6 separate regions of the Homo sapiens genome follow, and regions 2, 3, 4, 5 and 6 are each linked to region 1. The links are chromatin contacts, found by Hi-C or POLR2A ChIA-PET in ENCODE. All regions are on one chromosome and are shown on one strand. The core of a region is the stretch at or near the end of the contact, and the rest is flanking DNA. Distances in the headings are between cores, read along the strand shown. Region 1 holds the start of FALEC (focally amplified lncRNA regulator of ECM1). Region 2 holds the start of ZNF687 (zinc finger protein 687). Region 3 holds the start of PI4KB (phosphatidylinositol 4-kinase beta). Region 4 holds the start of H2AC21 (H2A clustered histone 21). Region 5 holds the start of LYSMD1 (LysM domain containing 1). Region 6 holds the start of SEMA6C (semaphorin 6C).

Evidence for each region. A loop is a pair of places that touch in the nucleus more often than their neighbours do. ChIA-PET counts read pairs that join two places held with the same protein, here RNA polymerase II (POLR2A). Pooled maps may share reads with other maps.
Region 2: a pooled map shows a loop between it and region 1 (25-fold over the local background). The contact joins the promoter of ZNF687 here to the promoter of FALEC in region 1. A Hi-C loop is called at or near these places in 7 of 50 pooled maps. POLR2A ChIA-PET finds 5 or more read pairs at or near these places in 2 of 52 experiments (activated CD4-positive, alpha-beta T cell and activated T-cell).
Region 3: a loop to region 1 is called in a pooled map, with 4 times the contacts of the local background. The contact joins the promoter of PI4KB here to the promoter of FALEC in region 1. A Hi-C loop is called at or near these places in 1 of 50 pooled maps. POLR2A ChIA-PET finds 5 or more read pairs at or near these places in 4 of 52 experiments (K562, Panc1 and activated CD4-positive, alpha-beta T cell).
Region 4: a loop to region 1 is called in a pooled map, with 3 times the contacts of the local background. The contact joins the promoter of H2AC21 here to the promoter of FALEC in region 1. A Hi-C loop is called at or near these places in 2 of 50 pooled maps. POLR2A ChIA-PET finds 5 or more read pairs at or near these places in 2 of 52 experiments (AG04450 and CD4-positive, alpha-beta T cell).
Region 5: a pooled map shows a loop between it and region 1 (6-fold over the local background). The contact joins the promoter of LYSMD1 here to the promoter of FALEC in region 1. A Hi-C loop is called at or near these places in 7 of 50 pooled maps. POLR2A ChIA-PET finds 5 or more read pairs at or near these places in 3 of 52 experiments (AG04450, GM10248 and GM12878).
Region 6: a pooled map shows a loop between it and region 1 (7-fold over the local background). The contact joins the promoter of SEMA6C here to the promoter of FALEC in region 1. A Hi-C loop is called at or near these places in 7 of 50 pooled maps. POLR2A ChIA-PET finds 5 or more read pairs at or near these places in 3 of 52 experiments (AG04450, CD8-positive, alpha-beta T cell and GM10248).

Annotation. Positions count from the first base shown.
Region 1 is chr1:150,513,166-150,517,173 of GRCh38, forward strand. FALEC (focally amplified lncRNA regulator of ECM1) reads left to right here and starts at 2,587. Exons shown (of 6, transcript NR_186305.1): 1 at 2,587-2,897. ECM1 (extracellular matrix protein 1) reads left to right here. Exons shown (of 10, transcript NM_004425.4): 10 at 72-624. The coding sequence ends at 302. RefSeq lists enhancers at 2,032-2,101, 2,172-2,321 and a silencer at 2,412-2,781.
Region 2 is chr1:151,280,712-151,284,996 of GRCh38, forward strand. ZNF687 (zinc finger protein 687) reads left to right here and starts at 1,588. Exons shown (of 9, transcript NM_020832.3): 1 at 1,588-1,684. It overlaps ZNF687-AS1 (ZNF687 antisense RNA 1), which reads right to left and starts at 1,218. Exons shown (of 2, transcript NR_135595.1): 1 at 832-1,218. RefSeq lists silencers at 468-808, 1,490-1,769, 2,050-2,209 and enhancers at 551-1,435, 930-1,129, 1,160-1,389, 1,436-2,321, 2,630-2,699.
Region 3 is chr1:151,325,950-151,329,794 of GRCh38, forward strand. It overlaps PI4KB (phosphatidylinositol 4-kinase beta), which reads right to left and starts at 1,467. Exons shown (of 12, transcript NM_001369623.2): 1 at 1,322-1,467. RefSeq lists an enhancer at 975-1,899 and a silencer at 1,835-1,904.
Region 4 is chr1:149,885,313-149,889,427 of GRCh38, forward strand. It overlaps H2AC21 (H2A clustered histone 21), which reads right to left and starts at 2,653. Exons shown (of 1, transcript NM_175065.3): 1 at 2,157-2,653. The coding sequence starts at 2,604. The coding sequence ends at 2,212. H2AC20 (H2A clustered histone 20) reads left to right here and starts at 1,606. Exons shown (of 1, transcript NM_003517.3): 1 at 1,606-2,099. The coding sequence starts at 1,663. The coding sequence ends at 2,052. It overlaps H2BC21 (H2B clustered histone 21), which reads right to left and starts at 1,370. Exons shown (of 1, transcript NM_003528.3): 1 at 1-1,370. The coding sequence starts at 1,328. The coding sequence ends at 948. RefSeq lists enhancers at 1,604-1,673, 1,804-1,863, 2,274-2,413, 2,434-2,723, 2,947-3,541 and 5 more.
Region 5 is chr1:151,162,994-151,167,257 of GRCh38, forward strand. LYSMD1 (LysM domain containing 1) reads right to left here and starts at 2,909. Exons shown (of 3, transcript NM_212551.5): 1 at 2,086-2,909. The coding sequence starts at 2,265. It overlaps TNFAIP8L2-SCNM1 (TNFAIP8L2-SCNM1 readthrough), which reads left to right. Exons shown (of 7, transcript NR_144937.2): 2 at 3,478-3,548; 3 at 3,941-4,029; 4 at 4,128-4,225. SCNM1 (sodium channel modifier 1) reads left to right here and starts at 3,151. Exons shown (of 7, transcript NM_024041.4): 1 at 3,151-3,210; 2 at 3,478-3,548; 3 at 3,941-4,029; 4 at 4,128-4,225. The coding sequence starts at 3,160. RefSeq lists enhancers at 2,391-3,096, 2,850-3,129, 3,097-3,803, 3,150-3,199.
Region 6 is chr1:151,145,338-151,149,319 of GRCh38, forward strand. SEMA6C (semaphorin 6C) reads right to left here and starts at 1,294. Exons shown (of 19, transcript NM_030913.6): 1 at 1,096-1,294. It also overlaps a transcript of LYSMD1 not described here. RefSeq lists silencers at 1,042-1,501, 1,712-1,771.

The DNA of each region.
Region 1 (4,008 bases), core at 1,337-3,836:
CCCAAGTATCTACATCTGTCCTTGGACCACCTCCCCACCCCATCATCTGTTTTACTTTTCTCATTCATCAGAAATTAACCTTCATCAATGATCTGTGTGGTCCCCGACGTAACATCTGGCGAGACCCTGCCCTCTGCTGTTACCTGAGTCCTGGGGATGAACAGGTCAACTGCTTCAACATCAATTATCTGAGGAACGTGGCTCTAGTGTCTGGAGACACTGAGAACGCCAAGGGCCAGGGGGAGCAGGGCTCAACTGGAGGAACAAATATCAGCTCCACCTCTGAGCCCAAGGAAGAATGAGTCACCCCAGAGCCCTAGAGGGTCAGATGGGGGGAACCCCACCCTGCCCCACCCATCTGAACACTCATTACACTAAACACCTCTTGGATTTGGTGTCCTCATTGTCTATCTAATGTCTCACCCGCAGTGTTTTAAGTGGATCTTGGTGCCCTGGCCCAGGAGGGCACTGGCGTTTTCAGACACACCACAGACAAACACACCCTCCTAAGCCTGCTTGTATTTCCTTCAGTGCCTGGCCCCTGAGGCCCACGGCCCTGCCCCCTTCACTGAGCAGATGTTCACAGGCTGTGGGATGCGACCATAACTAAACAGCTTGACGTCACTTTGCCATCTTGAATTTATTCACATATTTTGAAAGGAGTGCCACCTTGTTAGCTAGCTATCAGGACTCAAAGAAGATATGGTTCTTGGCCTTGGTGAGCCCCCAAAATGCCACAGCCCAGCCTAACATTTTTAAAGCTTCACTTTTGATCCTTAGAATTCATGCCTTCATTCATTCAATATCCTTTTTTTTTTTTTCTTGAGACACAGTCTCGCTCTATCGCCCAGGCTGAAGTGCAGTGGCACGATCTTGGCTCACTGCAACTTGCAACCCTCCTGGGTTCAAGCGATTCTCCTGCCTCAGCCTCCCGAGTAGCTGGGATTACAGGCGTGCACCAGCACACCCAGCTAATTTTTGTATTTTTAGTAGAGACGGGTTTTCACCATGTTGGCCAGGCTCCCAAAGTGCTGGGATTACAGGCGTGAGCCACTGTGCCTGGCCAATATCCATTTATTGAACCCCTATCTATGCACACTCTGCTAGACTTGGGGATACACATCCAGAACACACACAGCCCCTGCCCTGAGGTTGTTCACTGTCCCTGAGCCTAGCAGGTGTGACAAGTGTTGTGGTACAGGGCCCCCAGCGTGCTCTGAGCATGACAGGAACGTCCCGAGGTGGGAGTGGGGCTGGGGGCAGCACAGGTGCACAGGAGGGGCGTTGAGGTCAGAGTTTCTCCAGTAAAGAAGTAGAGGGTGTGAGCGGGCAGAGTGCGCACAAGGGTCAAGGCTGAAAGGACCTGACTCTTTGGTGGCCTTCCTCTCTGATATGGCTGGAATGATAAGCAGGAGCTCATCACTAATGCCTCACCCGCAGGGTTTTAAGTGGATCTTGGTGCCCTGGCCCAGGGGGCACTGGCGTTTTCAAGCGGAGGATGTGTTCCAATTTGCCTTTTAAGAATGTCTAGGCCGGACGCACTGGCTCACGCTGTAATCCCAGCATTTTGGAAGGCCGAGGCGGGCGGATCACTTGAGGTTAGGAGTTCGAGATCAGCCCGACCAACATGGTGAAACCCCATCTTTACTGAATTAGCCAGGCGTGGTGGTGCCCACCTATAATCCAAACTACTCGGGAGGCTGAGGCACGAGAATCACTTGAACCTGGGAGGTGGAGGTTGCAGTGAGCCAGTATCGCACCACTGCACTCAGCCTGGCCGACACAGCGAGACTGTGCCTCAAAAATAAAATAAAATAAAATAATGTCTAGTCGGAGAGCCGGGGAGGTGGCGCGCGCCTGTAATCCCAGCCACCCAAAGAGCTATGGTCTCGGCACTGCACTTCAACCTGCGAGACCCAGTCTCAAAAAGAAAAAAAAAAGTTTAGTCGGCAGCCAGCAAGGCGGGACGCTGGGAGGCCAGTTCAAAGAGTGTCGTCCCAAGTGCCGGAGGGACGGAGCTGTAGCCCCCAACCTGAGCTGGACCCGAGGGTGGCGGTGACTAGGACTCTCAAGCCCTACAAAGCTGCTCCCAGGAACCCGAGGCCTCAAGGCTGGATCTGAAAGAATCGGAATGAAGACTCGGAATGAAGAGTCCCAGGGGAACAAGTCCTGTGTGACTCCGCCGCCAGGACGACCTTCCAGAAAGCAGACTTCTCCGCTCCAGTTCTAGCGGAGACGGAGAGAGTGAACCAAGAACCATCATCCTGCGCCAGCCAGGGGCAAGCGGAGCCTCAGTTGCTCCCAAACCCACGCCCGCCTCTCCTTCCTCTCCTCCTCCACAGGCTTTCATTTATTTACTTAAGTATTTTTAGCCCAGTAGCAGTTTCCAGTCCAGCGGCTCCTCAGATCTTTCGCCGGCTGTCCGCCCCACCTGTCCGTCAGCACGCGAGCCAATGAGCGGGCGAGGGCAGCGCTGTGCCCCGCCCCTGAGCCGGCAGCCCAGTCTCGGGAGCCCGGGGCCGCCTGGGCCTCCTGCCCGCCGCGCTCGAGTCTGGAGCTCGAGAGTGACACTGCGCATGTGCGGGCGTCCTGCGCATCTCCTACGGCCTCCAGGACAGAGGAACCGGGGGAGGCAGGGGGAAAAGGCCGGCCCAGCAATTCCCCTACCCCCCGGTCCCACGTGTACCCTCCTGGCCTGGGTCGCCCCAGCCCACGGGGAGCGGGCGGAGTCCTGGCCCACGAAGCCTTGTCACCTGGCGGGCGAATCCGCAAGCGGAGACTTGTCTTTAAAGGGCTTTGGGCCGGGCGCGGTGGCTCATGCCTGGAATCCCAGCACTTTGGGAGGCCGAGGCGGTGGATCACGAGGTCAGGAGTTCAAGACCAGCCTGGCCAAGAAGGTGAAACCCCGTCTGTACTAAAAATACAAAAAAAAAAAAAAATTAGCAGGGCGTGGTGGCGGGCGCCTATAATCCCAGCTACTCGGGAGGCTGAGGCAGAGAATTGCTTGAACCCGGGAGGCGGAGGCTGCAGTAAGATCGCGCCACCGCACTCCAGCCTGGGCGAGAGAGGAGACTCTGTCTCAAAAAAAAAAAGGGAGCGGGGGGGCTTTGGTCTGTGCAGGAGCTTCCCGGAGATGCTTTAGAGCTGCGTTTGCAAAGTGCAGCGCCAAATGCTGCAGAGAGGTGGGAGTCAGAGGAGAGGAGGACTGCGGTCCCAAACCCTAGCAGTTTAGTCTGTCGGGGAGGAGAGGAAGGGAACCCGGAGAGCACTTGTAAGCTACAGTGCTGAATATGAGGAGGTACTGAATTGAGCATCAAATGCTGAGAGTTAAAGAATTCTCCCTAGGGACCAGCCAGCTATTATCTGGAAGCAGTGAGTTTGGATAGAGCCTGGAAGCACGGGTAGCATTGCTGTTAGCAATAAAAGGTGAACGTGTTAACATTCACTGCAATTCGTTGTATACACTATTAAAATATAACTTGCTCAATTCAGGGGCGGTGAGTAAAGTAAAGGAGTCAGAGCTCCTAATTATTGGAGAGGCCAGGGAAAGCTTCACAGAATTCAAGCTTGAGTAGGGTTTTGTTGAAAGGGAAGGATATACAAAGCATTGAATGTATGCAAAGTTCAGCTAAAGTAAACAGTCCTTTTTGTGTTAGGCAGAGTGCTAAAAGTACTCTGGCTATAACGAAGACTACAACACCACCTTCAGGGACTTTAGCGTCTGTGGAGACTTGAACATCTAATGTTAGAAATATTCTCAGAATTCTGAGACAGCCACCTAGCCTGGCCTTCAGGGAGATCTTCCAGGAAGAGGAAATAACACAGAAAGTGTGGTATATTTAAATATACCTAGCCAGGCGCGGTGGCTCACACCTGTAATCCCAGCACTTTGGGAGGTCGAGGCCAGTGGATCAACCGAGGTCAGGAGTTCGAGACCAGCCTGACCAACATGGTGAAAGCCGTCCCTACTAAAAATACAAAATTAGCCAGGCATGATGGCGCATGCCT
Region 2 (4,285 bases), core at 338-2,837, 770 kb after region 1:
AAAAAAAAAAAAGAAAAAAACAAAAATTAGCCGGGCGGGTAGTGTCGCACACCTGTAATCCCAGCTGGTCGGAAGGCTGAGGCAGGAGAATTGCTTGAGCCTGGGAGACGGAGGTTGCCGTGAGCCGAGATCCCGCCACTGCACTCCAGTCTGGACGACAGAATGAGGCCCCGTTTCAAAAAATAAAAAATAAAAAACTTCGCCAAGGTAGGGAGTAGTGGCTCACGTCTGTAGGATTGCTTGAGACCAGCCTGGGCAACATGGCAAAACCCTGTCTCTTCAAAAAATAAAAAAGTTAGCAGGGCGATTTGGCGCTCACTTGTAGTCCCAGCTACTCAGGAGGCTGAGGCGGGAGGATCACTGGAGCCTGGGAGGTTGAGGCTGCAGTCAGCCGTGATCGCGCCACTGTGCTCCCGCCTGGGCAGCAGAGTGAGGCTCTGCCTCAAAAAAATTAATTAAAAAATAAAAACACGCCGTTAACGAGCGGCTGCGTGCGCGAGGTGGCACACTGGGCTTGCATACGAATTCTGCCAGTGAGTGCTATTAGAGCATCAAGGAGATTCATTTTCCGAGCGACTCCTCCCTTTCCCCCGCCTCCAGGGGGCGTGGCAACAAAGCGCGGGAAAACTCGACCTTGACCCCACCCCCACTCCATGCTGGGGGCGGGGAAAAGGGGAGCCCTTAAATGGGAAATGGAGCTGGCGGTTCCCCCCCCAGCCCATACTTAGGACGCCTATCAGTTGCTCCTTTAATGCCTCTTTGGAAATGGCCCGGCCACGCCAGCACTCCTACGTCACCTCCCCCGCTTCCGGTCCGCGAGCCCTTCCCAACCTTTAGGTCCCGATTCCTTCCATGCTCCAAATCCCGTGCCCCGTCCACGCCCTCCCGCAGAGGGAGGAGCGACGGGTTACGCTGTCGCCCAGGAGCTGAACCGCGCGAGGACCCCATCCATCAGATTATATGGCGATTTAGACGGTGGGAAGACCGCAAGGAAATGGTCAGCGGATGACGTAATGTTTGGGGTGGCGTCCCATTCTGTAACTTCTGTACGGCATCAGTGACACGGGTTTAGCTTGAAACAGCGCAAAAGGACCTACACTTCTGTGCTCCACTCCGACTCAATGCGGTTCTGCTCTCAGTGCCCACCACACAGAAGCTGGGTTCCTTACATTCGCGAAAGTGAACTGCAGCTTCAAGCTTCGAGCGGCCAGTAGGGAGCGAGGGGCGGAGACGCACCTGGGTGCTCCCCCTTCCAGTAGGCAAGCTGGGAAGCAGGCTGGCTTCTTTCTAAGCGACAGTGGCGGAGGCCAATCGTTTACGAGACTCGTAGATGGGGCAGACGGACCCCGGCGCAGCCAATGGGGAGAGGTATCTTCAGAGGGCCTCGGCCCCTTGCCCAATGAGCATAAGAGGACTGTGCGGGGCTAGTTCCGAGCGGCAGTATTTAGGGCCAACCCAGTGCGGGGCTGGAAGGGGCACAGGGCTGAGCGACGGGGGCAAGGGCCAATGGCGAGTGCGAAAACGGGCAGCCCAGACCTGGAGCGCGGAGGGAGGAGAGGGAGTGGGGAGGCCGAACCGGAGAGAAGCAGGAAGTAGCGGCGGCCGCGGGGAGGGCGGCGGTGGCTGCAGCGGCTGGAGCGGGGTAGAGACCGCCGGGTCTCGGCCCGCACCAGGAGCGGAACAAGTAAGCGTGCCTGGGGTAAATACCCGCCCTTGGCTCCGCCCCCTTGGGGGGGGCGGGTAAATACCCCCGCCCCTCCCCCACTTGGTCAACTACCCCCTTCTCCGCGCCGCCCCCTGGGGCGGCTTCTAGGAAGGCCCAGACACCGCCTCCATCCATTGGGGCGGATGGGCGAAACTCCTGGCCTGTTGTAAGCACAGTCCGTAGCCGGGTAAACCCCCAGGAGGGTCGAGAACCCCAGGTCCTGGCGCCCCCGGCTCGAGAGGCACCCGAAGTGCGGCCCGGAGATTGAAGGCTGCGGGATGTCGCGACCTAAAATGGTGTCCGTTCCCGGGGATGGGGGCGGGGGACCTGGGCCAGGCCGGAGCAGAACCTGCACCCCGACTGGGTGCGGGTCAGCGTCCGGGCCCGGGCAAGACTCAGGCTTGCGCCCCCGGCCCCCTGCGCACCCCCCGATCAGTCTCCAGTCTCTAGCGAGCCTCCGGGAGTGCGCGGCGGGAGGAGGCTCCGCTGCGCCCGGAGGGGAGGGGACGAGGTCCGAGTTGGGACGGACCCCAGCTAGAGAGCTGAGAGTCGCGCAGAGACCGTCCCCTCTCTCCTCCCCTCTTTCCAGCTCCCCACCCTATCCTGTGTAGTCCTGGGTCCCCAGGTGCTGCGCAGCAGCTCCCAAAGGGCCTGGCCTGGCTGAGGCCCGGCCTTCGCTTCGCACGCCGGTGCGAGTGAGAGAAGGGCCGCGCGCCTCAGTTTCCCTTGTAGTTTCTCATGTGTACACCCCGCCCCCTCCTCGAAACCCAGGACTTGCTCCCCGCGCCAGCCCTCGGCAGATGGCAGGGACTTAATTCCGTCTGCTACCCAGCTTGGCCTCAACCTAATCGCCGCCAGCCCCTCGCCCTCCTCTGCGCTGCAGGCCTTGGGCCCGGGCAAAGGTCAGTGGAGCCCCCACTCGACCTGGGCCTGTTCAGCCTCTTCCTGTTCAGCCTCTTTGGCTTTTGGGGAACCACAGAGGGAAAGGGGGCGGGGGAGATAGGAGCCCTAGAGACAGGGCTCAGCAGTCGCAGGAAGGCCTGATCCTCCTTGGCTTGAGCTTGGCGGCTTGCTTGGTCGACTGTCTGCTCTGGGTGGGTGGCCATCGGATGACCTCTAAGTCACTGGGGCACCCAAGAGGGAGGTGGCTGGCGGGGTGTGGGGGCGGGTGAGTTCGCAGGTGTTTTCTCCTAGTCCCCGCTGGTCTTCGTTGTAGCAGTCCACTTTTCTGAGTACCTGAGTGGAAGGTAGCTCAGGCCTCTGGTCAGGAGGGAACCAGGCTTAGGAGCCAGGCCTATAGAGACAAGGGTTTTTGTTTAAACCCAGATTCTGCAGAATTGAATAGGGTGGGGGTGAGGGGAGGACTCCCCCTTTGGTTTTGCCCCCACCCCAACCTTGGTCCCAGCAATCCCAGCTGCCACTTGCTGGGACTGTCTCTAGTTACAGTCTGAAGACTGGAGAGAGGTGGGAGAGCTGGCTGGGAAATGGCCTGCAACCTGGGCAGGGAATGGATAGGGATAGACTCTTTAGTTGCTTCTTCGTAGATACAGAAACACTCATGGGGAGACACTGGTAGGGGACAGACCTGGGTCTCCCACAAACTCTGAGCTGGCCTGCTTGTTGGATTAGTGCCACATAATTCTTGTGGGATTTTTAATTTTATTTTTTGCACTTGGCCAGGTTGAGGCTAGGTGAAACTTCCTGGGCTACTGTTGCCACAGGAAAATGGAAAGGGTGAGGAGTTAAAGTTAGGGGATGGAATGGGGTGAGGAGCTTGGAGCAGAAATGATGGGTGAGGGTTGAGGGAGCCTGGCTTTTTCCCACTGTGGCAGCTGTGCTGGAGAAATGTGTATGTATCTTGGGAGTTTTAGCCTCGGGAAAGCAAGATGGGGAGGGGTGGAGAAGGAAGGGCTGGCTAGGGGAGGGCCAGGCACTCTGGGGAAGGTAGTGAGCGAGCAGCAGGTGTTTGTGACAGGAGAGGTCTAGGCTGGGGCCCTTGTGACCAGGCTGCCATCACCATTTTCCCCTCTGTCTCTTCTCTTTGTCTCTTTCTGTTCCTGTGTCTTATTCTTTCCATCTTGGTCTCTTGGGTAATTTCCTTGAGTCCTTTTCTCCCTGCTGACCAAGCTAGATCTCCAGGTGCCAGTGATGGCCCAGGTGCCCTAGACTTGATCCTGCATGACCCCTGACTCTTGCCTCCGACCCCAGCCCTAGAGTTCCAGTGCTTATTCCTTTCCAGTTCCTCCTTGACCTGACATGTCCTTGCTTGGTTCATCTGGAATAGTAAATCGTATTCTTGGTGGGATTCTTACATTAGCAATTTTGTATTATGCTCAGAATAACCCTATGATACATAGATCACTTGTGCTCTCTGCCTTGTCTTGTCTTTTTTTTTTTTTTTTTTTTTTTTTTTGAGACGGTATCACTCTGTCACCCAGGCTGGAGTGCAGTGGCATGATCATGGCCCATCACAGCCTCGACCTCCCGGGCTCAGGGGATCCTCCCATGTCAGCTGGGAGGCATAGCTGGGACTACAGGCACGTGCCATCATGCCTGGGGAGTTTCACCATGTTGCCCAGG
Region 3 (3,845 bases), core at 217-2,716, 810 kb after region 1:
TCTGAATGTACAAGCTCTTTCCATTGTCTCATGTTCCTTTTTCCAGTTATACCCTTACCCCACTCCAGGCCTGAATTCTTATGGAACCAACCAAAACTATTCTAGTAAACCACAAGAATAAACTGATTCCTCATGGATCTGGACAGGGGTGAGAAGGCACTCTATTCTGTGATTCCTTTAACAAAAGCCTAAAATTAAATAATCTGAAACAAGTTTTCTCACAATCTCATTCAATTTCCACGCAGGCCTGTTCATCCCTCTTAGTGGCTGCTCCGGAGTAGTCAACCAAGTGTAATCTGATAGGGACTTCTTCAAAACTTGCTCCGGCCTTCAGAAACACCCTTCTGTCCTGAACGGCCTGAGGCAGCTGAGGCTCCCCCTGCTCACAACACATTTTTCTTCTTAGTTCAAGGTTTAGTTGATCCTGAAATAAGTGGTATGTGGAGATAAAGAGTGTAACAGAGAACACATGAAGCCCACGGGAAAAACAGAACAAATGTCACAAGGATCAGAGAAATCCCTGAAACTCGAGGGAGGTGTCAAAGTTGGAAATCCTGAATGGGAAGGGCACTGTCAAATCTCTCCCCTACAGACAGAAACCTCTAGAAAGTTGGGGGATTGAGGAGGGAGAAAGAGAAGCTAAAGAAAGTTATAGGGATCATAATGCATCCCAGAGAAGAGTGAGGACTAGGTTCAAAGTAAGAATGTAAATGGTACTTTTGGATTGATGACAAGGGCCCGAGATCCCTTAAGGAGAAGGGAACAGGCAATTCTTGGAAGCCAGGAGCTGGCTGGGTAGGTGGGTGACAGTGAGGTAATGGAATCAGAAGCAGCACAGGAAGACAGGGATGCAATCTTTAGCTCAGGGAAATGGGAACCCAGTGCTGGAGTTGCACAGGGACATAGGAGGAAAAGTGCAAACTAGGAAAAGAGATAAAGGTGGAGTCCATGGAAAAGGTTTGGGGCAGGGGCAGAGACGACGAGGAAGGACAAGGATGGGCATTATGGGAGTCGTCTGATATGGAAAGGGTTCATGACTTAAAAAAAAGAATTATTCGAGACGTAGGCAACAGGGATGAGTGAGGGAGGGGGGAATCCCCGAGGCAGAGGGAGGAGCTAATAGAAGAGGAAGCCAAAAAGCGGAGGAGGACCCCAGGCCTGAGAGGAAAGGGTGGAGAAGGAACCCGGGGTGCAGCTGACACCAAGAGGGCAGTTTCGTAGTCGAACTCAGGTGGGGAAGACTGTGCGGGACAGGGTGGGAGAGGGACCCCCCCCCCCACCCAACAGGGCAAAGGTGACTCATGAAGGAGGAGTAGCTTACCTCTGGGGGACCCCCGCGGAGGGGGTGCGGGCAGTCGCGGTTGGACTGCCGACACTGCCGCCTCAGCAGCAGCGACCGCTCCCGGGTTCCATTGGCCGCCTGCGCTTCCCTGACAGCGGCCGCGGAGGCTGCACCAGGCCCCGGCTGCGGGGCTGCCCGCGGCGCCGCCTGAGGGGGCCTTCAGGCTGCCACAAGTTCGACCGGGCCACACAACCTCTTCTTCCTCCCTCAGTACAACCAAGACCAAAAAAATAATAAAATAAAATAAAATTCCCCAGCAGGTCTCGATGTAGTATTCTTCTCCGGAGTCCAAGCCAAGCCTTTCTTCCCAGGATACGCTTTCCTGCTTCCCCAGCGGTCAGGACCCTACCGATTCCATAGTAATCTAAGGAGTCGGGTGAGCTGCCTGGAACATGCCTGTTCAGAAATAGAAAAGGGGGCGGGGAAAAGATGTTTGGAAGCTCTCGAGGGAGAGAGGGCGAAGGGAGGAGCTTACGGGTGGGAGGAGGGGCCAATATTTAAGAAGCGGACCTAAGCGATAGCGTTTGCGAGGCTAAAGAAGCCGAGAGAGAAGTAAAATTTGCTGCATAAGTAGGGTGAGCAGGCGGCCGTGGGTGCCCTGTTAAAGAAGTATGGACATATGCATACTTCCAGAAGTATATTAACATGCAAGTTATATGTAAACGACCGTTTGAGTAACTAACCAAATTACCGTAATTGCAATCAATGACTTTTCCCCCTCCCGTATGCTACAAGACTCCCTTAGTAAATCAGGCCGTGGGATGGACGCTGGGTTCCTAGAAGGGCGCGCAGGAAGACGGCGGACGGGGAAGACGTTCTTTCTGACTGCCCTTTTCCTACTTATCTTGGAGGACGATGCGGAGTTTAAGCTCCTTAACATTTCGGGAATGGCGCGGTCCAACCGCGTCAGTCTTTTCGCCGTTAGAGGCCCGACTCGAGGCCGTGGTTCTGCCTCCGAGGTCACCAACCTGCCTGGGCAGCCTGTGACCTCCAGCATCCATATGCCCAGCCCTCCAGGGAGGGGCTGGACAGGGCCAGGTTGGGAGAGGTGAGTGAAACGACAAAGGCTTGGAGGGCACAATCCCTTCTTCCAAACAAAACGAAACCATATTAGGCCAAACAAATAAACAAAAACACGCCATGCAAATGGGCCTCTGGTGTTGCTTTTGTGTATTTTTCGTTTGTTTGTTTGTTTTGTAAAGACAGGGTCTTGCTATGTTGCCCAAGCTTGTCTCGAACTGTTAGCCTCAAGCAATCTGCCGGCCTCAGGTACCAAAGTGCTGGGATTATAGGCCCGACCTCGCCCAGCAAGTTTTTTGTGTATTTTTCGGTTAAGATTGTTGATTTAGAGCCCTCTTTGTCCTCAGAACCTCTATCTCAATGCCTTTCCTAGGGCTTTACTTAATATGCAATGCCCCTCATTAGTGCCTTACTTAATACATTGAGGCTAGTTATTTGAGCCCGGGTCTTGAATGCCATCTTCCCTGCCACTTACAAGCCGTTTGATTTGGAATAACTAATGTAACCTCTTTAAACCTCAGTTTCTATGTCTACAAAGAAGACATATGGATGAAGTAATATTAGCCCATTACAGGGTTTTGTTAGGATCAAGAGAGTACAAGTTGCTACTATAGTACTTTATTATTAATTATTGGGACAATCATACAGGATAGATGATGAAAGAGTCACTGCTACAATGTTTAATTGGAAGGCAGAATAAAGTGTAATAGCTTGAAAATGCCTGTGTAAAACATGCAGTATATACAACAGTAGAACAAATGGGGTACCTAACCTAATTGCTGAAGGGACATAGTGGAGTTTAAGTTAATTTGGAAGGCCTATATGTGTATGGACACACACACATACACACACACACACACACACACACACACACACACACACCAGTATATGGTGAATGAATGAATGGAAGGCTTCTTAGAAATATTGTGAGTCAGGTCTTAGAATAGATATTGGATATAACCCAGCAAAATAAAAGACAAGCGAGCATTCTGAAAGCAAAAAAATTGTATGTTGAAGAATATAAATGGGAATTTGCTCATATCATGAGGAGAGGGCAAGCAGACAAGCTAGGTTAAAGCAGGAGTACAGTATGAAAGATGAACAAAGAATGGGGACAAGAGTGCCAAAGATAGTTTAAATTTGTCAGCTGGGCACAGTGGCTCACACCTGTAATCCCAGCACTTTGGGAGGCTGAGGTGGGCAGATTGCTTGAGCTCAGGGGTTTGAGACCAGCCTGGGCAACATGGTGAAACCACGTCTCTTCAAAAATACAAAAATTAGCCTAGCTGGCATGGTGGCATGCACCTGTAGTCCCAGCTACTTAGGAGGCTGAGGTAGGAGGATCACTTGAGCCTGGGAGACAGAGGCTGCAGTGAGCCAAGATCATGCCACTGCACTCCAGCCTGGACAACGGAGTGAGACCCTGTCTCAAAAAAAAAAATCGGCTTGGCGTGGTGGCTCACGCCTGTAATCCCAGCACTTT
Region 4 (4,115 bases), core at 1,403-3,902, 630 kb before region 1:
CCACACTAGCCGGTCTGTCAAGGGCTTGAGAATACCATAAACAAGAAAACAGACGAACCAATTTCAGACAGCTGCTAGAAGGAAGATAAAATGAGACAGGCAAGTATGAGAGGCGCGAATTCCTGAGTGGATGACGTAGGTCTCTGAGAGGTGACTTTTGAGCCCGTATCTACATGGTAAGTGCCTCGCAGTGACCTGGGGCCGTAGCGTTACCATTTAAAGCACAGACCATTAAATGCAGAAATTATCAACAAAATGAGAAATAGGAATTTCAAAGTCTCAAAGTGAACGACGGAAACTGAAATCTACAAATTAGAAAAAGGCGCAGAATTTTGAATATTCTTGTCGCCCAATCAGGACAAGGCTGGGACCCGGCTGCGCGGCCTTCGTCCAAAATACACAGAACGGCTGGTATCCACAGGAGGCCCCATCGCACGGCAGAACTGGTGACCGGACACAAAAGCTGCTGCCAAGCGTCAGTCATACAGAGCTGTCACGCAGTGTTTGCGGAACCCGGGCTGAATTGTGTCCTGGAGTTCTCTTAAATGACAGCCGAACTCAGCCACTTCGTTTTAGAATGAAACAGACCCAAGGAGCCACCAGGGCGCGTGTGGGGCGGGAGTGGGGGCGGGTAAAGAGGCGGATTCCCAACAGCCTAATTGAGAACCGACTCCTGGGAAGGCTAAGCAGCACAATGAGTAAAGACACGCTCTAGATTCAAAAGCAAATCCAATGACGCACTGGGGACCTCGAGTTCCAAATAGTTAAAAAGCTACGTATGCCATTTCCCATGACCTTCACACTAAAATAACTTACTTTATGAAAAGAAACTAAGGGAATAAGTGAACAAGCTCTTTTCTAGTGATTAGGTGGGTGGCTCTGAAAAGAGCCTTTGGAGTCAAGCAGCCGGCGACTCGAGCGAGCGAGCGCCAGGTCCCGGCAGGGACTCACTTGGAGCTGGTGTACTTGGTGACCGCCTTGGTGCCCTCGGACACGGCGTGCTTGGCCAGCTCGCCGGGCAGCAGCAGGCGCACGGCCGTCTGGATCTCGCGGGATGTGATGGTGGAGCGCTTGTTGTAGTGCGCCAGGCGGGAAGCCTCTCCCGCGATGCGCTCGAAGATGTCGTTGACGAAGGAGTTCATGATGCCCATGGCCTTGGACGAGATGCCGGTGTCGGGGTGGACCTGCTTCAGCACCTTGTACACGTAGATGGAGTAGCTCTCTTTGCGGCTGCGCTTGCGCTTCTTGCCGTCTTTCTTCTGGGCTTTGGTGACGGCTTTCTTGGAGCCCTTTTTAGGGGCCGGAGCGGATTTTGCCGGTTCAGGCATGGTAAGACACAGTACAAACGCGGCTTAGCCAAGAAAAGAAGTAAGAGAATGGGCGGGCCTGATTCTTTTATAACCACCTTATGCAAATTAGGGCTCCGAAAGTCGTTCATTTCCATTGGTCCGTGTGCGGACCTTGCGTTTTCAGCAATGCGTACGTAACAACACCGACTCTTGACTTGATTGGCCGGTTCTGAAGCCATATTAGGACCAATGAAAAACTCGTTCTTGACCCCACCCCTAGGAAAGCTTATAAAGGCTTTCCTCTTGGTTCTCTTTCAATCTTATTTTGTTGCGAGGTTCTGAGCGTTGTCTGTGTTTAACCTTGATTTCAGTCATGTCTGGTCGTGGCAAACAAGGAGGCAAGGCCCGCGCCAAGGCCAAGTCGCGCTCGTCCCGCGCTGGCCTCCAGTTCCCGGTAGGGCGAGTGCACCGCTTGCTGCGCAAAGGCAACTACGCGGAGCGGGTGGGGGCCGGCGCGCCCGTCTACATGGCGGCGGTCCTCGAGTACCTGACCGCCGAGATCCTGGAGCTGGCGGGCAACGCGGCTCGGGACAACAAGAAGACGCGCATCATCCCTCGTCACCTCCAGCTGGCCATCCGCAACGACGAGGAACTGAACAAGCTGCTGGGCAAAGTCACCATCGCCCAGGGCGGCGTTTTGCCTAACATCCAGGCCGTTCTGTTACCAAAGAAAACCGAAAGCCACAAAGCCAAAAGCAAATAAATGCAGACAAACAAACCAAGACCAAAGGCTCTTTTTAGAGCCACCCAAGTTTTCAAAAAAAGAGCTAATGCGCTATTTCGTGATCAGCCCTTCATTTGACACTTTGGTGGCTCTTAAAAGAGCCTTTGGGGTGAATGAGTATGGTGTCAAGCCTCTTAATTACTTGTTCTTGCCAGGCTTGTGACTCTCCGTTTTCTTGGGCAACAGGACAGCCTGGATATTGGGCAAGACGCCGCCCTGGGCAATGGTGACACCCCCGAGTAACTTGTTGAGCTCTTCGTCATTCCTCACGGCTAGTTGCAGATGGCGAGGGATGATGCGCGTCTTCTTGTTGTCCCGAGCCGCGTTGCCCGCCAGCTCCAGAATTTCCGCGGTCAGGTACTCGAGGACCGCCGCCAGGTACACCGGGGCGCCTGCCCCGACCCGCTCCGCGTAGTTGCCTTTGCGCAGCAAGCGGTGCACTCGCCCCACCGGGAACTGGAGACCAGCGCGGGACGAGCGCGACTTGGCCTTAGCGCGGGCCTTGCCTCCCTGCTTTCCGCGTCCTGACATTACGGCTAAAATTGCAGTTACAGCTTCTTTTACAAGGAGAAGAATGTGGAAAGAATAACCAATTTGATGTAATTTATAAGAGCTACCGGGAGGGGTGAAGGGAAGTCGTTTGATTGGCTAAAAGCGGAGCCGTATCTAACAGCCAATAGAAAAGCAGAAAGCCGCCTCTTGGTTTGCGTCCTGCACTGAAAGGAAATGACGGATTTTGTAAGTATCTACCAATCGCTGAGAGCCACATTAAAGCCCCTTATTTGCATGCCAGGATCTTTAAAGAGAGCAGGCTTTCAAACAAAATACTGGTTTTGTTTTACTGAGAGGCACTGTGGGTTTTTGTTTTGTTTTGCTTTGCTTTGTTTAGTTTACAGCCGGGAAATCCCAATATGGACCCTAAGGAACTGCAGAAGACATCCTTAGACGGAGAGTTACTCTCACGAAAGAGTAGGGGATTCTGAAGCCGATGATCCCCTTGAGCTCTAAACTGCCAAGTCCCGCCCTTTCTGTCTCGTCACAGCCAAATTCCCTTTAAAAATACATGTACTACTAAGGCTGCCTCCTTTCTCGCCCCTAAACTTAAGTCGCCCGCAGCGGCGTGTCTCCGCCCCACCCCCACCCGCCTGCACTCCTCGGAATCCGGTTTGACCGAGGCTAGAATAGATTTGTCATCCTCCTCTTGACCTCCAGGAGGCGGCCTTCAAACTTGCTCCCTTGGCTTTCAAAATGTCGCCCTGTTTTTCTTCTTACCTCGCCGACTTTTCTTATCCTGCTCCCCCATGCCACTGCCCATCTCTAAATCTGCGAGTCCAGCTGGACTGTTTCCCTGTCTCCAATTCTTCACTTATCCCGAAGAGTCTTACCCATTTATATGCTTTCAACTAACGTCCAAATTTGTTTCAGAAGCTCAGACCCTTATGCCTAACTGCTTACAGAATACTTCAACCTACTTATCCCAACGAGCACCTCAAACTCAAACTCTACCTCAGCCTATCCGAACGCGAACTCATACAAACAACCTCCCCTCTTTGCCCTCTTTTCCTGAAATGCACCAGCATACTTACAGATACCTAAGCCGAAATCTACTCTACTCTTCCCTTCGTCTTAGCATATCCAGTCAGTTGCTTCCTTAACATCCCTTCAGACTTTTTCTCCATGCTCCCTTGTCCACCTCATCATCATCCCTTAGATTTCAGCAACAGCCGGGAAAGGGTAATTTTGCCGTCAGGCACTAATCGCTGGCATGACTCCAGCGGTCTTAGAAATCTTTCCTGAAAGCTCTCCTTTTTTTCTTTTATCCCATATAACAGATGAACCTGAAAGCTCTTGTGTTTCTTCCTCCTCAACGTCCCATCTCTGGGAGTTCTACATCTCCTACACCATTCTCACCCTTTCCTTAGTATCCCTTAAGGTCAGGTAGAATGCTAGAGAGAAAAAATAGACTTGTGGGTTTTTTGTTCGTTTTTTGAGGCGGAATTTCCTCTGTCACCCAGGCTGGAGCACTATCTCAGCTCACTGCA
Region 5 (4,264 bases), core at 1,659-4,158, 650 kb after region 1:
GCATTCAAGGGCTTTCTCAATCCAGCTCCCAAAGGAAATGTCTAGATTAATCTCCCTCTGCCACCTCTACATTTTGCTATCCTGAACTTTTTATTTTTCTTTGAACATTCCATGATCTTTTTCACACTTTATTCATGCTGTTACTTCTGCCTGAAATGCTCCCACCCCCCTACTATCCCATTCTCTGCTTGGAAAACTTGTATTCATCAACTATCACTCCCTTTGTGCTACCTTCTTCAGGGCTCCCAATGCATACTGTAAATATTGCTATAATAATACATAACCCTACTATAATATTATTCACCTCTTTAAATATCTGCTTTGCCTAAACCCTATAAGTCCTTTAAGGGCAAGGATTGTGACTTGCTGTCTCTGTATCCCCAGGAAGTCATTAGCATCCTACAGACCTTGACACATAGCAGGGGCTCATTAATGCTTTATTTAAAAACTATTACTTATAATTATGTAATTATTATCATAATTAGATAATGAAATATAGAAACTACAGATATAGTGTATTCGTATTTTCTTTCTTTCTTTCTTTCTTTTTTTGGAGACAAGGTCTCACTCTGTCGCCCAGCCTGGAGTGTAGTGGCGCGATCTCGGCTCACTGAAACCTCCGCTTCCCCAGCTCAAGTGATCCTCTGCCTCAGCCTCCCCAGTAGGTGGGATTACAGGCACATGCCACCATGCCCGGCTAATTTTTGTATTTGTTGTAGAGATGGGGTTTCACCACATTGCCCAGAATGGTCCTGTACTCCCGAGCTCAAGCAATCCACCCACCTCAGCCTCCCAAAGTGCTGGGATTACAGGCATGAGCCACCACGCCTGGCCCACCACAGCCCCTTTCCAACTGAAATTTAATCTTTTCTGATTTCCTATCTTTGTGTGTGTGTGTGTGTGTGTGTGTGTGTGTGTGTCTCACTCTGTTGCCCAGGCTGGAGTGCTGGAGTGCAGTGGTGCGATCTCAGCTCATCGCAACCTCCCCCTCCTGGGTTCAAGCGATTCTCCCGCCTCAGCCTCCTGAGTAGCTGGGATTACAGGTGAGCACCACCACGCCCGGCTAATTTTTGTATTTTTAGTAGAGACAGGGTTTCACCATGTTGGCCAGACTGGTCTCGTACTCGTAACCTTAGGTGATCCACTTGCCTCTGCCTCCCAAAGTGCTGGGATTACAGGGGTGAGCCACCATGCCTGACCCCTATTCGTTGTTAATACCTTTACAAACTCACCACATTCTGTCACTTGTAATCATTATTTGTGTCCCTGTTCATTTCTCATTAGGCCATAAATTACATGAGGACAGCAACCATATAGTTTAAGTTTCTATCTCCCAGAAAAGTTATCACAGTGCTTTAAATACAGCAAGCATAAAAATGTTGGCTAAATTCAACATTTGTTTGAGTGAGATGGAACAAGAAAACAGGGGCAGGGATAGGGGGAGTAACCCCATCAACTTCAATGCTGTACATTTTTACATCTATCCAATTTCCCCCATGCATGACCTGAAATACTTGGTGTAGAGTACCTGTTTTGCACAAAGGAGGCCACCTTACTGGAAAGAAGGCAGAGCATTGAGGAGGAACCAAGAGCAAGGAGAGGTGGGCACTTTAGGAACTGAGAACTAAAAATCAGCTCTCCATTAGTTGCTGTAAACGTTTAATCACTCTCAACATAAAATTTTCTGTGTGGTTAATAGAGTCAGACAGACCTGTTTGAATCCCAAATCTGACGCTCATTATTTGACCTTAGCCAAACTGGTTAACCAATCCAAGTCTCAGTTTCTTCATCTGCCAAAAGGGAACGATAAATGTATACTTGATACAGATGTGAGGGTGAAATGAGCTAACGTATGTGAAGCCCTCAGCACAGTGTCTGGCATAATAAAATAGGAGCTGTTCCTCTCCGTTGGAATAGTAGGGCAGGACTTGTGCAACACTGTGATGGGAAAACAAAGATAAAGGCAGAACAGAGTGCAACACATTAGGAACATTTCAGGGGAGGTTACCTAGAAGGGCCACTACATTCTTCTCAGGACTAAATCCCTCCTGACTGTTGTCTTCACCCCAATCCTGGAAAACTCACCGTCACCCCATATTTGAGTGCTAGTCCAGCCAGGGTGTCTCCGGGCTCCAACTGATGCTCCAGGCGTCTTTCCCTCACTGGGGAGCAGGCCGATTGCACCAGGCTTCCATATGAACGAGCCCGGCTCCCTTGAAGCAGTCCTGACCCCCCTGGCGGGGGCTGTCTAGACGGGGAAGCCATCTCTTCACCCTGCCAACAGCTAAGGTTGCAACTAGGGGAGGTACGACCGAGACTGCGACTGACAGGCCTGAAGTCTGGGAATGAATATTCAGGGGATTCCTTTCCCCCTCTCTCTTCCCCTGTGTCCCCGCCTCCCCAGCACTACGCCATCTGCCCCCTCCCGGTTTCTCCTCCCTCCAAGCTACTTATCCACAAATCTGTCCCTTGAGTATTCAGTCCCTCCCTAATTCTCCCCTAAGCACCCCTCCGACTTTGGACTCCCCCACAACTCCTCGCTACATTGACCTCTGACCTTTGAACTCTAGAAATAATCCTCAACACTCTTTCCTCAGTTTGCCCCCAAGTAGCCTGGCCTCAGGGCGCTCCAACATCCCAGCTCTCCCCGGTCCCGGGGTTTGTTTGCTAGAGTCAGGAACAAATCAGGCCCACCCCAGGTGAACTGTCGCCGCAGACGAAGAGCGTGAGGATTGCAAGAATTTGTAGTACACCTTCCACTCAGAGATCCTCAAAGGTCCGCTCCGCATAAGATAGGTCACACCCTCAAATTTCGGCTCCACATCTAGGTTGTTGTCCCTCCAAACGCCTCAGATCCGCCAAGATGCAAGGGCCTGGATCCAGTTGAGCGGCAAGGTCTTTGAGAAAAGACTTCATTTCCCAAAAGGCTCCGCGTCTGCGGAGTCGCAGGGCACCATAGGAAATGCAGTTCCCTCCGAGCACCAGAGAGTGGATTTCCGGATCGCGCAATGCATGCGTGGAAGTGCGTCCCCGGAAGTACGGAGGCCGACAGGAAGAGAAGGAAAAAAGAGAAGGCGCTGTCCCGCTCTTGCTACGGTGGCCTGGAGGAGTGGCGAAACCGGAACAGAGAATTTATCACTTCTGGGACTCACAGTCGTGATGTCTTTCAAGAGGGAAGGAGACGATTGGAGTCAACTCAATGTGCTCAAAGTAAGCGTGAGCGGAGAGGATCTGGAGCCGCTTCAGTCGCTCCCTGAAGGTTGGGAAGGAGCTTTGTTTCATTGCTCTGGCAACAACTCGGGGGTGCAGGAGAGAACCAGGCGACTTAGAGCTGTGTAGTGACTCCTTTTTCGGTCTATGATCGCTGTTCTCCCCAGGGTCCTTATTCCATTTCACTCCTCATTTCTATAATTTCACTTCCACCCCTCTCTCCTATCCCGCTGATCCCGTCCGGATTTCTTCCCCTACTCCCTGCAGAAAAGAAGAGTCGGGGACCTCCTAGCCAGTTACATTCCAGAGGATGAGGCGCTGATGCTTCGGGATGGACGGTAAGAGCAAGGAGTGGCTCAAGCCTGAGGGTTCTGCGGTTAGAGGCTCAATAGACTTTTTTTTTTTTTTCCTTTGAGACGGAGGTCTCGCGGTGCTGCCCAGGCTGCCCTCGAACTCTAGGGCTCAAGTGATCCTGCCTCCTCAGCGTCGCGATTAGCTGGGTTTACAAGCGCATGCCACCACGCCTGGCTTCAACAAACTTTTGTTATTAATTAGGACAGCAGGAGTACCTAGGATTCTTTGGCGGCCAGTGAGGACTGGAAGAAGTGGAGATTGGGTCACCAGGGAGTTGGGTTTTGCAAAGACTGCTAGGACAGGGTGGGACCTATGGCAGGGACGGGCCCAACCCTCTTCCCCTGGACCACTTATCCTCTTCTCTACCCCTGCTCAGCTTTGCTTGTGCCATCTGCCCCCATCGACCGGTACTGGACACCCTGGCCATGCTGACTGCCCACCGTGCAGGCAAGAAACATCTGTCCAGTAAGTTAGGGGGAAGACGGGATGGGGAATAAACCCTCGAAATCTCTGCACACCACTCTTGGTGCTATGCTTTTAATTCTGTTTCCCTTTCTCCTCAGGCTTGCAGCTTTTCTATGGCAAGAAGCAGCCGGGAAAGGAAAGAAAGCAGAATCCAAAACATCAGAATGAATTGAGAAGGGAAGAAACCAAAGCTGAGGTAATCAGAGAGTGGAGAGTGTGTTCTAGGCAAGACCCT
Region 6 (3,982 bases), core at 44-2,543, 630 kb after region 1:
TTTGGGCTGGTCGCCCGCCCCAGTCCACCTTCCTCAGAGGGAGCAGGGTCGCGCCAAGGAGCCTGTGGAACCGGAGCTTTCCTTTCTCCAAGCCATTTCCCCCACTCTTAGCTCTTAGCCCCACACTCAGCACCTACCCTCCTTCCCACCCAACCCCCAACCAGGACAATCCAGGTGTCTAAAGCCTCGAAAAGAGGTGGGCCTAGGGCCAGGGGCTCGACCTGTCTCCCCCTCACCGGATCCGGGGCTCCGAGGAGGGGCCGGTAGCAGAGTCTGGGCCGGGACCGGGTCCCAGAGCCACGTTAGCGAGAGGAGGGGCTGGAGGGGCCTGCAGGCGCAGACGAAGAGGGGATAGGAGCGGGGGTTGGGGAGCGGAGGCGGGTCTCCCAGGCCAGGGAAACAGGGCCAGAGGCTGAGAACCGACGAGGGCGGGCCTGAGGCCGGCGCTCAGTGGGGACCGTGGGCTCAGGAGGCAGTTGCCAGCTCGGATGTCCTCCTTGGGAGACCTCAGTCTAACAAAGCCCCGGGCCGAGCGGGCTGAAGGAAGGAGATAGGCGCTGGGACCGATGTTGCTCGAGGGCCCCATTCGCCGCCTCTTTGCACGAGCCAACCCTTCAGAGGGTGCTCAGATTCCGGCTTGCACAAGGACAGAGGAGCACCCGTGACACAAAGTCCGGAACGATGCGTCCCTCTTCCCATCCCTTCAGGGGCGTCAGGAGGGTCTAGTTCTCCGTGGGTCTCGGAGCCCTAGTTTCCTTGCTGGGAAAGCAAGGGGCCAGGTTTTCCACGCTCTCTACGGAGCGCGCCTCAAATAATCCCTTTTCGCGCTTCCCAGTCCAGCGGGATGCGACTCGACGAAAGCCCAATTGAACGAGGTGCCCAGACTCTGCTCTCACCAGTACAGTTACGGGGCTCGGCCACTGTCCCTCCTTCCTCCCTGCACCCCAATTTCGTTGACCCTCTCCGTCAGCCAGGCACACCGGGCGCCGACACCTCCCTGGTCCCCTAGCGCTTCAGAAGCTTGCCCCCCGCCGGCCGCGCCCTCCTGCTCCCTCCCCGCCTCCCCGCAGCCCCTTCCCTGCCCGGGGTACTTGCTCCAGGATTCGGGTCAGCGGGATCGAGATCGCCGCGGGCGGCCAGCGGCCACGCGCTGCGCTGAGTTCGCAATCCGTGGTTGTGCTCAGGCGAGATGCGATGAGCGTCCGAATTGGATGGTGCTTGAATTTGGGTTCCAGGGCGCTGTCGGGAGAGCCCTGGGTCCAAGTCCAGCCGCGGATCCGCGGAGGAAAACAATGCGACCGCCCGGGGCTCTGGGCTCGGCCCCAGTGGCCCCGCCCGCCTCCCAGCCGGGCCCACCTCCTGCCCGCCTTTGGGTCGCCGCGACTAATCCCGCCCTCGGAGGGCGGCTAGACACCGCCTTCTCGTCACCTCTCCGCCAATAGTGCTGCCCGGGGAGGGGCGCCAGGAGCACCGTCCACCCAGAGGGCCAGGCCGGGAGGCTGAACTGGAGACCAGAGACAGACGCGAGATGGAGAGACCCACGGACAGTCGCCGACACCGGGCAGAGGAAGAAATACATACAGAAGCAGAGACAGGCTGGCACAGGAGAGGCTCTGGGGAGAAATTTCCCAAGAGAGGAAGAGGAGCTGGGAGGAGAAACAGACAGGAAACCTGGGAGCCTCGCGGGGCTGGGCTGGGCTGTCAGAGCCTGCGCGATCCGTCCTCCCTTCCCCTCCTATACGGCTTGGGCGACCTTGCTCCCGAGGGCGCATCCCGCATCTCCCTGACTCTGCCCCCAACTCTCTGTTGCTCCTCTCTATGCGTTGTCCCTCTGTCTCCTTATTTCTCCCCGTAGGCCTCCTCTGGTTCGTCCTGACCCGGATAAGGAGGCCTAGCATGCGCGTGGGGGCTGGAGGCCTGGGAAAGGAAAGGAAGGTGTCAGCAGGAGGTTTCCCTTGTTTCCATGATCTCCTCCCCTCCCACCTCTACAAAGCAGCATGAGTTTGGGCCACTATGGCAAGAACTAGCTAGCAGTCAGGCTGTTGGGTAATGGAAGAGGGCAGGTGAGAGAGGCTGAAGCCAAAACAGATGTGGAAATCAAGACTAACTGACTCAGAGAAAGGCACAAAGAGTAGCAACGCTAAGACTTGATAAAGTAACCCACACAGCCTTCCTGCCCCACAGACATACGTCCCACCTTTCCTCAGAGGACCGTGACATCCCTCCAAACAGCAAAACTGCCCCTTCTCCCTCCCCACCCTTCATAAAGCCCCTGGGAATGTCAGTGAGGAGGAAGAATAAACTACTACAGACAGGATTGCTTGGTACCTTGGTATTGCCTGGTAGGATTCTTCTCTATGTGGGGCTGGGACAAAAGACATTCTCAAAATTCTCCAGGAAAGTGGGTGGCCTGGGAGACACTGGCATTCTCAGATAGTTTTATCTGACTGAACACTTCTACCCACATCTTGGACTCTGGACTAGAGGAAAGGAGGGGGAAGGGGTTTGCCACTTTAGGCCAGCCTTAACTGGACTGTGATCAGGGAGGGGAGTATCAACAACTAGGCTAAGCCCCACAGCGAGTACACAAGAGACCTAAACATACACACACATGTGCACACGCACATACAGAGAAAGAGAGAGACAGAGAGACAGATTTAAGGCCAGGTGAACCAGTAAGATGAACAGTAACTCAGTAAAGTCAGATCTAAAAAAAATAGAAGAAGATAAACAGGGACAATATCTACACAGAATTAACGGCCGAGGGATCTTGGGTCCAAGGCAATTCAACAAACTGTCAGACAGTTGGGGTTGTTTTAAAGGCTGGAAAGAAATTTTCAGAGAAAGACACCTCAAAATACAGAGGCACTGAGAGGTTAAAAGAAATCTCCTCAGCTCCTAGCACAGGGTTTAGGTACTCAGATACATGCTTATGGAATAGATTAGTGAGTGGGGATTAAGGTGTAATTCATTTAAAGTTTTAGGACCCAGCTCAAATCTCAGTTCAATCCAGTAAGTATTAAACACTTACTTGAGACACAATCTACTACACAATCCACTGTGGGTTGTGGTTCCAGACTTTAAGAAAATGATAATATATTTGAATTAAAATAAGATTTGCACATACTAAACTATTAAAAAGTCTAAACTATTAAAAAGACAGTACTAAATATTAAATATTTAATAGTACTAAACTATTAAAAAGACAACACCAAGTCTCAAAAGAAAAGCTACATTGAACATAAATTTCCAAATGTGCAAAGAAGACAATAAATATTCTCCGAAGACTGCACAGAAAGATGCTGGATACATTTTATCATGAAGGACAGGAAAACTTTGGTGGGAGTTGGCTTGGTGCAAAAGAAGAAAATGTTCCCGAGGGACACAGCTTCAGCAAAAGCTTTTACTTGGTTAGCAAGGAGCCTGCAGCATGGATAAAAAAAAGGTCCTGTGAGGCTGGTGTGTGGGAAAGGCACTAGTTAGGAGCAAGGGGAGGGAAAAGGGGAAGACAAATTACAGAAGGCCTGGAATGACTAGGTGAGCTGGTTAAAATCATCTGACAGGAGTAGGACGTCATTTTAAATTCTTGAAAAAGGGTGCAACTTGTATTTTTTTATTTTTTTAAGCAAGAAGACAGAGACCTACTAGCAAGTAAACAAGGTTTAAAGGTGAGGGGAGAGGGACAATCAGACAAGGGTGATGGGAACAGATTTAGAAAGAAATACATGAATCTGAGAGCTATTTTGAAGGACAAATCAAAATGACTCTCTTGGCTGGGCGAGGTGGCTCACCCCTGTAATCCCAGCACTTTGGGAGGCCGAAGTGGGCAGATCACCTGAGGTCAGGAGTTCTGAGACCAGCCTGGCCAACATGGAGAAACTCCAGCTCTGCTAAAAATACAAAAAAAAATTAGCCGGGTGTGGTGATGGGCACCTGCAATCCCAGCTACTCAGGAGGCTGAGGCAGGGGAATTGCTTGAACT